Regions from separate parts of the Mus musculus genome. Here region 1 is linked to region 2. The links are chromatin contacts, found by POLR2A ChIA-PET in ENCODE. All regions are on one chromosome and are shown on one strand. Each heading gives the region's core, a stretch centred on a gene start or an enhancer-like site at or near the end of the contact. The rest is flanking DNA. Distances are from core to core; before and after follow the strand shown.

Evidence for each region. ChIA-PET counts read pairs that join two places held with the same protein, here RNA polymerase II (POLR2A).
Region 1: POLR2A ChIA-PET joins it to region 2 with 6 read pairs in embryonic stem cell. The contact joins the promoter of 4930524O05Rik here to the promoter of Ddb1 in region 2. POLR2A ChIA-PET finds 5 or more read pairs at or near these places in 4 of 5 experiments (Patski and embryonic stem cell).

What each region holds. Positions count from the first base shown.
Region 1 is chr19:10,646,661-10,651,728 of GRCm38, reverse strand. 4930524O05Rik (RIKEN cDNA 4930524O05 gene) reads left to right here and starts at 3,676. Exons shown (of 3, transcript NR_045316.1): 1 at 3,676-3,793; 2 at 4,684-4,895. It overlaps Vwce (von Willebrand factor C and EGF domains), which reads right to left. Exons shown (of 20, transcript NM_027913.2): 8 at 4,777-5,068; 9 at 4,604-4,697; 10 at 3,221-3,303; 11 at 1,081-1,168.
Region 2 is chr19:10,602,458-10,608,147 of GRCm38, reverse strand. It overlaps Ddb1 (damage specific DNA binding protein 1), which reads right to left and starts at 2,551. Exons shown (of 27, transcript NM_015735.2): 1 at 2,382-2,551; 2 at 1,155-1,303; 3 at 239-355. The coding sequence starts at 2,442. Tkfc (triokinase, FMN cyclase) reads left to right here and starts at 3,890. Exons shown (of 17, transcript NM_145496.1): 1 at 3,890-3,980. The coding sequence starts at 3,978.

The sequences.
Region 1 (5,068 bases), core at 2,427-4,926, 42 kb before region 2:
TTCAATCTCTAGTACTGGGGGAGAAAAGTTTAAAATTCATTTGTTGGGGGAGGGGCATGCTGTGGAGATAAGAGGTCAACTTGCAGAAGTCAGTTCCCTCCTACCATACAGGTCCAGGGATCAAACCCAGGTTGTTAGGTACTTTTACCAGCCAAGCCATCTCACTGCCTGCTTTGAAATCAGGCAAATTTGAGTTCGAGTTTGGCCCCATCCCTAGCTGCTGTGTGTCTCTAGGCAACGACTTAACTTCTCTGAATCTGTCTTTTCATCAAAAGGCAGCAGTGAGCAGATTTCCCTCAAGGTGCCAGCTGCCCCAAACAGTAAGGGACACATGCTGGTGAAGAACATCCCCTCCCGCTGATGAGGTCACCATTAGACTTAACTTGGAAACAGGAAGGAAGAAAGTCAATGAGATTGGAGATGTTAAGAGAAGTTGTCCTTCCAGGTGTGTGTGTGTGTGTGGGGGGGGGGGGGTTAAGACAAGTTGTCCTGCAAGTGAGAGCTTTGTTAGGGGAGTTATGAACGCTATAGGCAAACAGGCAGGCCCTGGGGAGCAGAGTTCCAAAGAGAGACAAAGAGAGGCTTCCATTCTTCAGAAAAGAAGATTGTGTCCATTCTGAGGGAAGGGAGGATGTCCCACCCCACGGGGCAGCAGACTTAGTTAGTGAGTAGCTGTGCTAATAGTCAGGGGTCTGGCTACTTCCACCCTGCAATCCCTGTGGGGCCTGGTTGCTCTGGTTAGCAGAAAGGCCTGAGATCCGAACAGTCATAGGATGCCATGTTCTTATGTCTCTGTCGGTTGAAAGAGATTCCTCCACGATCAGGGGCAGATCAATGTCAGGACTGAGCCCACAGCCCCTCTGCCTACACTCAAGATGTGCTCTAGAGGCAGGGACAGCGGAAGGCCAAGCCATGAGCACAGTGTGGCCGAGGTGCACAGAGGAGACTCTAAACATGAGTAGCTGAGATCTACCACCTCTCTAAGGCAGGAGGAGGTCGCCCCTCTCCTGCCTCAATACACACTCCAGAGGCACTTCTCCCTCATACCCCAAAAAACAAAATTCCCCAAGTGTCACCTACCTGGAACACAAGTACAGCAATCTGACTGTGGGGAAGCCTTGCAGGGACCAGGGGGACACTCGGGAGAGATACAAGAAACATTTCCAGCCTGAGGAGGCAAAAGATGGTGATGGGGACAAGCGTGGGACCAGGTTCACTGCCAACCATGCCTTTAATCCCAGCATGTAGGAGGCAGAGACAGGCAGATTTCTGTGAGCTTGAGGCTAGCCTGCTCTACATTGCAAGTTTCAGGCCAGACAGGGCTACCTAATAAGACTTTATTCACAAAAGATAGATAGATAGATAGATAGATAGATAGATAGATAGATAGATAGATAGATAGATAGATAGATAGATAGATAGATAGAAAGAAGCTGGAGAGATGAATCTGTGGTTAAAACCCCTTTCTACTCCTAGAAGAGACAGGAGTTTGGTTCCCAGCACCCACATCAGGCAGCTCACAATAGCCTGTAACTCTAGCTCTAAGAGATCTGATACCAGTGCTGGAGAGATGGCTCAGGGGTTAAGAGCACTGACTGCTCTTCCAGAGGTCTTGAGGTCAATTCCCAGCAACCACATGGTGGCTCGCAACCATCTGTAATGGGATCTGATGCCCTCTTCTGGTTTGTCTGAAGACAGTGACAGTGCACTCATAAATAAAATAAAAAGATCTTAAAGAGAGAGGGAGAGATGAGGGGGAGAAGGAGAAGAGAGGGAGAAGGGAAAAGAGGAGGGAGGACAGGAGGAAGGTCCTCTTGGAGCACCTCTACATACACATACACATATATGTTAGTTGGGGAAATGGCTCAGCAGTGGAGAACACTTCTTGCTCCTGTAGGAGAATCAGGTTCAGTCCCCAGCTCCCACAGTGTACCTCACAGCCATCTGTAACTCCAGTTCCAGGGTATTTAACACTGTTGTCTGGCCTCTGAGGGCACCAGGCACATAAGTAGTGCATAGACACACATGTGAGCAAAACACCCATACAAATAAAAACATATCAATAAATCTTTTTAAAATAAATAACTAAAATGTCAAAATAATAAAGTACTTTTTTTTTTTGAGAAAGAGTCTAACTATGTAGCCCTACCTGTCCTGTCCTGGAACTCAACATGTAGACCAGGATGGCCTCAAACTCAAGAGATATGCTTGCTTGTCTTCCAAGTGCTGAGATTAGAGACATGTGGCACCATACCCAGTATACAATACACCTTTACAAGTAATTTTTAAGTTAAAATTTAAAAAGTGTCCACCATTGGAACCATCTAGACCTGAGTTCCACTATCTATGCATCTCCTAACAAGACTTTCGGCAAAGGGACATCACATCTCCAGGATCTTCTAACATGGGTGGAATCAGTGCCTGTCTTACCACATAAAATTGGAAGAATGCACACAAATTCCTCTCCTCCTCATGCTTAACATACAGGAAGAGCTAGATGAATGCTACTGGCATTCTCTGCGTCTCTGATCACACACCACCCCATCAGCAATTGTGGCCAGCTCTGGAGCTGTGTTTAAAGGTAGCCAGAGCATGGCAGCAACGGTTGGTAGACAAAGCCTGGAACAGACCACTGTTCAAACCCCAGCTCCACCAGCTTCCAGCCTCCATCTTTGAATCTACAGATCCAGGACCCACCCTGCATTTTCTGGGAGCCTCTGGTTAAGAAACAGGGGAAGGGCATCAAATCTGTGCCTGACACCCAGTGGGTGCCCAGAATTAAATTCACACAGGCAGCATCTGACACATGATTACTCTCCGAGGAGTGTAATCATGCCAGAAGCAAAAATACTCAAGAAGCCCAGGGCTTAATGAGGTTGCTCTCACCCAGATGTGGACACCTTTGTTGTGGTAATAAATATTTTGCCTGGAGAAAGCAGGCTCCTTGGGGAAGTTCCTGAGAGAGTTCTACCCTTCCCTTCCCAAATAGATGGACCCTGTTCTGCCCTGGCTCTCGCATGCACAGCAGATACCCTCCACAGCCATTGGCCAGAGCTTGGATGCTTCCAATGACCTTCTCAAACTCAATAGTTTTAGATTCAAAGCCTTGCATCAAGCTCCCTTCCAAGGAGAAGTTCATCTTCAACATCCAGTCTGTTCCCCTCCTTGACAACCCCCAAAGGTTAAGACAACATGCGGTGGTGAATCCCGGGTTGCTTACCAGACAGACACACACAGTACAGTTCTCCTCAGGAGGTGAAAACACATCCCCTTCGGCTCGGATAGCGCCACTGTGAAAGCAGCCTTTGAAAGACAAACAGGAGGTGGGGAACGTCAGCCTCCTCAAAGGACAGGAAACCAGGTCTCTTCTCTTTGAGGCGTAATACTTCTGGAACATTCTCTCACCACCCTGGATGTGCCAGCAGTGGCAGACATAGGTCCCTTGAACTGGGTGGTCCTAGGACTGCTGGGAAACAGCACAGGAGACAGATGCAAGAGTAGCTACAGTGGCTGTGAGGGTGTGCCTTGAAGTGTGTCCTGAGAAAGGGGCATTTCGTTCCCACCACACAGGAGACGCTATGTTCCGAACCTAGAGTTCTAGCTCCGTTTACCCAAGTAGCCCTGCCCACGTCACGATGCCTCTCTGTGACTCAGCTATTCTCACCATAATAGGGAAATATCACTATGTAGCCAGCAGGAGACCTGAAAGGATCCAAAATCTCGGTTATAAAGAGAACTCAGCTCTTTCCTTCAGGGCCCCATACATAGGTGGAACATGGTAGAAAACGGAAATGTAAGACAGCAATGTAGGCACTGCCTCGGCAGACCCTGGAAAGATTTTTGGTTTTATGGTGCTGCAGATTGAATTAGGACTTCCCTCACACATAGTAGGCAAGCCCCAGCCCCAGCCCCAGCCCCAGCCCCAGCCCCAGCCCCAGCCCCAGCCCCAGCCCCAGCCCCAGCCCCAGCCCCAGCCCCAGCCCCAGGCCCATAGCCCCAGCCCCAGCCTATGGGAGGAAAGTGAAATGATTGTCCTCCAGCAATGTAGGGTAGGTAGGACTGGGGAAGGAAGTCAACAGAATGCATGTGCACTGAAAGGAAGGAAGGAAGGAAGGAAGGAAGGAAGGAAAGGAAAGGAAAGGAAAGGAAAGGAAAGGAAAGGAAAGGAAAGGAAAGGAAAGGAAAGGAAAGGAAAGGAAAGGAAAGGAAAGGAAAGGAAAGGAGGAAGGAGGGAGGGAAGGATGAATAGAAGAGGAACAAAGGAGGGAGGGAGGAGGGAGGGAGAAAAGGAAGGAGGAAAGAATGAATGGAAGGAAGGAGGAAGGGGAGGAGGAAGAAGGAAGGAAAGAAGGCAGGCAGGCAGGATGGGCCAAGAAGAGCAGCCTGCTAGAAGGTTTTCCTTGAAGAGCTCTTCAGCATAGACAAATGGTTCTCAAAGTGAGATTCCAGATCAGCAGCAGCAGTGTAGTGTTGTATGTTCTCAGGCCCCACCCATGAACCTCCAAGTCAGATTTCCAGGTGACACCAAGAACTGATTGCAGGAGAAGTTGAATAATAAATAGCCCCTGGGCTGCAAAAGGCTAGAGGAAGAAAGAGCTCTTACCAGTGCAAGAGGGGCAGCACCCCCCATCTCTCGGGGGAACTGGGTGGGAACAGGTAGCGTCACACCTTACTCCTCCACAGGTCACCTCTCCATCCTGAATGCACAAACAGGAGTTGCAGTGGTGGGCAGAACCTAGACACTCCCCCAAGGCAGCCTGGGGACTTCACACCTACCTGGCACAAGCACTGAGAACATCCGGGCTGGTTCCAGCGGCTGCCTGATTCATACGTGGCTCCCAGGTGCCAACAGGAAGAGGACCCTGCTCCCAGCTTTGGGCTTTCAGGACCCCTAGGTGAGGAAGGGGTCCCTACAGCCCCCTGGAGGAGTGAGGGGGGTCCAAGGGTCCCCAGTGGGGAGGAACTTGGCACTGGAGTGGATATCAACTGTGTGGGAAAGAATGTGGGTAGGACCTGGGTGGTAGATGGCTGACTGATTGTTCTAACTCCAGTGGGGTATCCTGGGGCC
Region 2 (5,690 bases), core at 1,302-3,801:
CAACATGCCAGGAACCCAAACATGAGCACATTGTCGTTCCATCGTCCGTCCCCCACCCCCACGCTGTGAGTGAATTTTTCACTTTCCCTTGGAATATCAAAACAATTCAAGCCATGTGGGCGTTCTCCATTTCTCTGATTACACAGAGTGACACCCTGACAGTTAACTGCTGCTCATCACTGCATCATGACAGCAGTCCTTGCAGGAAAAACTGATCAGCCTGAAGCAGCCACCTCACCTGGACATTGCCATGGGCTCTTGTAATGATGTCAATGCTTTCGCCACTCTGCTTATACTCCAAGATACAGGCATTGTATTTAGCAGTCAAGATGAACAGCAGGTCTTTGCTCTCCCCCTGGAATATTATCAAGAGATTCTTTCAAAAGCAGGAACAACCTGTTCAGCCTTAACACCATTCTTTAAGTATTCTAAGCTTTTAAAGAATCTTCCAAGTTCTACTCGCCACACAGAGGAAATACTAAGCGAGCCTGTAACATGTACTAAGCTCGCACAAGACCCTAAGGGGATGTACAAAAGGCCAGGACTGAGGCTGGTAAGCATCTAGGCCTTGCAATTTCAGCTCTCTTTCTCTCTGCTCTACAAGCAAAGTCCTCTATAATTCACCTCATTCTATTCAAGATTTGAGAAGAGAATGAAATGTTTCTCCTTCACCTATGTATGTGGAGAGAAAGTAATCTGTAGTAATAACAAGCAAAGCTACAATAGATCTTTACTAACAGTCCTCAAAAACATTCATGGTTTTTTGGGGTTTTTTTGTTTTGGATACAGTTGAATTACAATTGTTCTAATAGTAATGAAACTGTTAAGCTAACAGGATGTGCTTACTCTGTGAAAATCAATCATTTTATCTTCACAGTACTCTACGGGAGAGGGCACCGTTACGCCCATTTGTAAACGGGGAAATCAAGGCTTTCAAAGGTGCTTTACATGAGATGACTAAGAAATGAAGCTAGGATTAACACTACAACCTCTGCGGCATTAACCCACAAGCTCCTTCAGGTTCTCTTCCCTAATAACTCTCTCCTTCTGGGATTCTGGTTACAGACTGCCATTCCCAAAGAGTTTCTACTTAAGCCTTCACCCATCCCATTTAAACTCTGCACCCAAGGGTTCCTTCAGGGCCCGTCCCTTACCTTGGGCCTGAAGAGCTCCATGACTGCAATCTTCCCGTACATTCCCACCTCTTTGACTGGCCGAAGACCCTCCGCAGTGACCACATAGATCTCTAATCTTGTGTTTTTAGCAATCAACAGGTTCAGATCTTCCGCTGAAGTAAAGTGTCCTGAAAGAAGAGAGCCTCTAACTTTGGAAGCTGGAGGATAGGCCTTTCAGGTACCTCTAAATAAATCTACCTAAGGACCTCGCCTCCTCACCAAATGAAGCACCTCAATGTCTTGCTTCACACACTCAACAAAGCTATAGTCTTAATCAGACTTTTAAAAATGTACTGTCGACTGGGCAACAACAGCCTGGCCTTCAACAAACTATGACCACGAAAATTCTTCGGATGGTTGTTGGGTTTTCCTTTCTAAATTACAACAGCAGACTGTAATTGACGCTAATGGAGAAAGCCTGTGTTTCCTTGAGTTCCCATCCAGAAAGATAAAGCGAAGAAAATTTCCCAGAGCCTTCAGTGTTGTCCTTTTATCTCCCAAGCAATCTACCAACACCACCCAGCCCTCTGTAGCTCTCTCTGAACAAGAAACTTTTGTTCTGAAATGATTAGCATTTACGTAAATACACGAATTTAAGTAGCTGAAAATATGAGTTCAAGATGAATGTTCTTTGGTTTGGGATGTAACTGCCGATAAAGAGCCACGCACACAAACAAGGCAAAGCTCGCACACTGACGGGCCAACCAAACCTTGTTCTCCAGCAGCGCCCTGGAGTAAACAACAGCCCCAGGCAAAAGGGTGGGTCTGGAGAGGGCCGGGGGGGGGGGGGTGCAGACATTGCTCAAATTCCTCAACCTCCTGGACATCCACCGGAAAATTATGAACTCAAAACTTGCCCCATTATCATCTCCCCTTTCCCCTGACCACATGGGGCAAGTTTGAAGACTCAATCAACCACGCACACAACTCACACTTCGCTCTCCGTCCCATCAGGCCTGGACCAATCCTCAATAACAAGTGACCTCCTATGAGCAAAAAAGGACCCAGAATAGCTGCTTCCGCTGCCCAAAAGGCGCGTGGTGGGAACAGCTCCTTTGAGATCGCGAGCTAAGGGGGACGTTCCGCGACTGCCAGCGCCTTCCATTCCCGGAGCCCAAGTTTTTGCTCCCGCCGCCCCTGGGGCCGCTGGCCTCCCTAGGCCTGGGATCCCTCCCTTGCCCGGGTCTCCGGCCGGGGCAATCTCACCGGTCACACAGCCGTTCACTGCAGTAGGCTTCTGCGCCGTTACGACGTAGTTGTACGACATATTGAGGCCTTGGGTTGGCCCGTGGGGCGCCTAGAGCGACGATAGAGAGACGGGCGCGAGCGAAGAGACTGAGAACCCCCACCCTCACGCAGCCAACTCCGTGGCTGCTGCCTCCGCCCCTGAGACACGTTGCAGGCCAGAGAGGCCAGGCGCAGAGGATCACGGGACGGCCTCACCTGGCCTCTTGGAGGACTTACGGAGCCCGAGGCGGCCAACCAAGCGAGGCCCCGCCCCCTGAGGTCCCGCCTTCTCCTAACCGCCAGAGGTCGCAGTACCCGGATGAGAGCGAGAGTACCGGTACGCAGGCAGAACTGGCCTCCTCTTTGGTCTGCTACGCCCTAAGTGGCCGCCTGCTGGCTTCCCAGCCCAGATCCGCGCCCCTTCCTCAGATTCTGCCTCCTTCCTTCCTCCATAGCTCCAGGCGTCCTCGGGGTTTTCCCTCTTTTAAAACAGGAAGGGCTGCGGAGGACTAGACTGGGGATAAGAGGTGACCATCTGTGCACATCCCAGAGTAGAATCGTGCTTTCCTTTGCTTAATTCTTCGAGCTCCTCCTGATCCCTCGAATGCCCTCAACTGACTTTAGAACAATCATCCCAGCCTCACACATCACCTGGGGGTGTGTTTGCTCACCTCTTTTAATTTCTCCAGAAACGAAAGGACTCTCCACTAAATTACTTGATAGCACTATTAGTGCCTCTACTGCGATACAAATTCTAAGCTCAAATACAACGCAGGAATTTCACAGGAAGAGCCTAAACACCCAGGTGACTAGTGCAATCAGCCCCGCAGATGCAGGTCCCAGGCTTCATCAGACAGCCTCCATGTCCCCAACCCCAAAGGAGGAGCAGCAGAAGCCTAGTCCTGAAGCATCTCCAGAATGCCGGAGGAGGAGAGCTAACTCCCTATTTTACAAATGAGGCAGAGATCAGTGTAGCTAGGTTTGAACCAGGTGGAACTGAAGATGATTTGTACCTCCCCAGCTGGCACTCGACTTGACTCTGGGAAACTGGTTGACTAAGGGGAAACATTAGGCTTTGTAGCAAGACTAGACATGGGCTCAAGTCCTAACTCTCAGCAACACAATCTTAGACAACTCACTAGAGCTTTCAGTCTGTGTTCCAGAAGTAAAATAGGATCACAGAGCTGACTCACTACTAGTGTGGCCAGCCAGAAAGGTAAAGGTCTTTGTACATTTTCTCCTTCCCAGCTTTAAGCTGGACATGATTCCAAACACTGCCTTCTGGCTAAGTGGGGGTGTGAACTTTGGTCAGTCCCCACGCTCCTCTCCATTCCTAGCCCACGAACTAGAGTTTGGACTTGGATCAAAGTCTGAGGCAGCTCCCTAATTCTTAAGGCACAGGCACGGGAGGCATGACATTGCCAATCGGCTGCCCATACCTTCAGCAACTCAAGTCCTTTCCACTCCTGCAGGTGCTGCTGTCTCTACTTCAGACCTGGTAGCAGTCAGGACCGTCCACCCGGCGGCATCTCAGAGCAGAAGTGTGAGCTCAGCTTGTTTCAGAACTTTCCCACCATGGTGAGTCCTGTGGGAGCCACAATAGAGGGACGACCATGGGGAACCCCACTCTGGACACCCGGACTCTCTCTAGTCCCCATCTGAGACGATGCTGCCTCTTGGGGTTCAGAAGACAAGAATTTCATTTTGTATCTCCAGCTTAATCCCCGTTCCCTTTCCTGTGGGCGGGGCACTGGGCCAAGCCAGGTCTGAGGTTAACCTGAGGCACCCTGAAACCCCTATGGCTAGGATCTCAGGCACGCATTTAGATCAGAACAACAAGTTACTTGCTGTGTGATAAGTCACTTTGCTAGTCAAGGAGGGAACCTGGAGGAATGATCGGGCCCTTGTTCCTCAGCCTGGGCATGTGTGGGCTGCTCCCAGAGCAGGGAACTGCAATGTGGGAGGCTCTCAGTGTCCCCGGGGTTTGCTTTAAAACTGATCTTGAACAGATCTGGGCTCGATTTCAGCCTCGTGCCCATCACTGTGTTACTACTATGCCAAAGGCTTCACTTCTCCGGGTCTCTCCTCTCGCCAACCTCATCTGCAGTATGGCAGACTAAGACCTGCTAGCACATGGCCTGGCCGCACAGTGTTGATCAGACTAGAATCCTAGTGGCCTAGTCTGTACCTCCCCTTTCTTGCCTTTCCTTTCCCTTGTGTTACTGGGAAACAGGCATGGCTCTGGTGCAGGAATGATTGGGAATCTCTTGGAGGGAGACTCAGTGATCCCTCTTTCCCCACCCTGTGCCTGTGACTTCAGCCACTTGGGAAAACAGCATGTGGCTGGGATGAACCTGGAGGGTCTAGGCACTGGCTGGCTGTGTGACTTTGTGCACAGTCATTTGTTGTGCTTCAGTTTTCTGCTGTTTGTACTAATCTTACCTCCAAAGGGTTATTGGGGAAATTAAATTAGACATATTCATACTTAGAAATGGGTCTGGCTCTTAGTGCGTAAGAAATGGAGCTCATTTTATTCTGCTTGTTGTCTGTTGACCTAGGCCACTCTCGTCATCCTTAAGTAGGTGTTATGGCCTTGGCCCTTGTTAAATGAAGGAAAGCCTGGCAGGAAGACATCAGCGCTTCATTTTGCATAAAGGCTCAGAAAAAAGAGGCAGGAAGTGTGTTTTGCGGAGACCTGGGTCAGGCTGCGATCACTAGGTGGCGCCAGCAGTCTCTTCTGGATCCACTTTGAGGCTCGCTCTTCCTGCCTCCTGAGGACAAAGGCTGCTGGCTACATCCCATCCCGGAACAGTTATTTAGCTAGCTCCAGCTTTTCAAAGCCTGTTCACAAAAGGGGCTATGGCACCTTTTTAGCGAGCTTTTCCCGTAACACTGGTATAAGCTCTGTAAATCACTGTTCCCAGAGGAAGAACTGAGCCCAGAACAGAGGTTTGCTCCCTGAGTTCAGGCGTGGTGTCCTGCTGACACTAGAGCCTGGGCACACGGCGACTCTGGTCTCTCTTACTGCACACGCTGTACAGACTCAGCTGGACCCAGAGGTATTCTCCAGGGTTTAGGTCAGCCTTTGCACGCCCTCTCTCCTAAGGAGGCCCATAGCTCACCGTGTAACTGCCCTGGCAGAATGCAGACATTCTAAAGAGACATTTCACCCCTTCCCATTAGCTATCAGACTGCTGAAATAATGCCTGCAACAAAGTGGAATTTTCCCAAGAATCTCAAGCTGGGGGAGGTAAAGACAGAGAGACAGAGGCCCTGACACTCACGAGG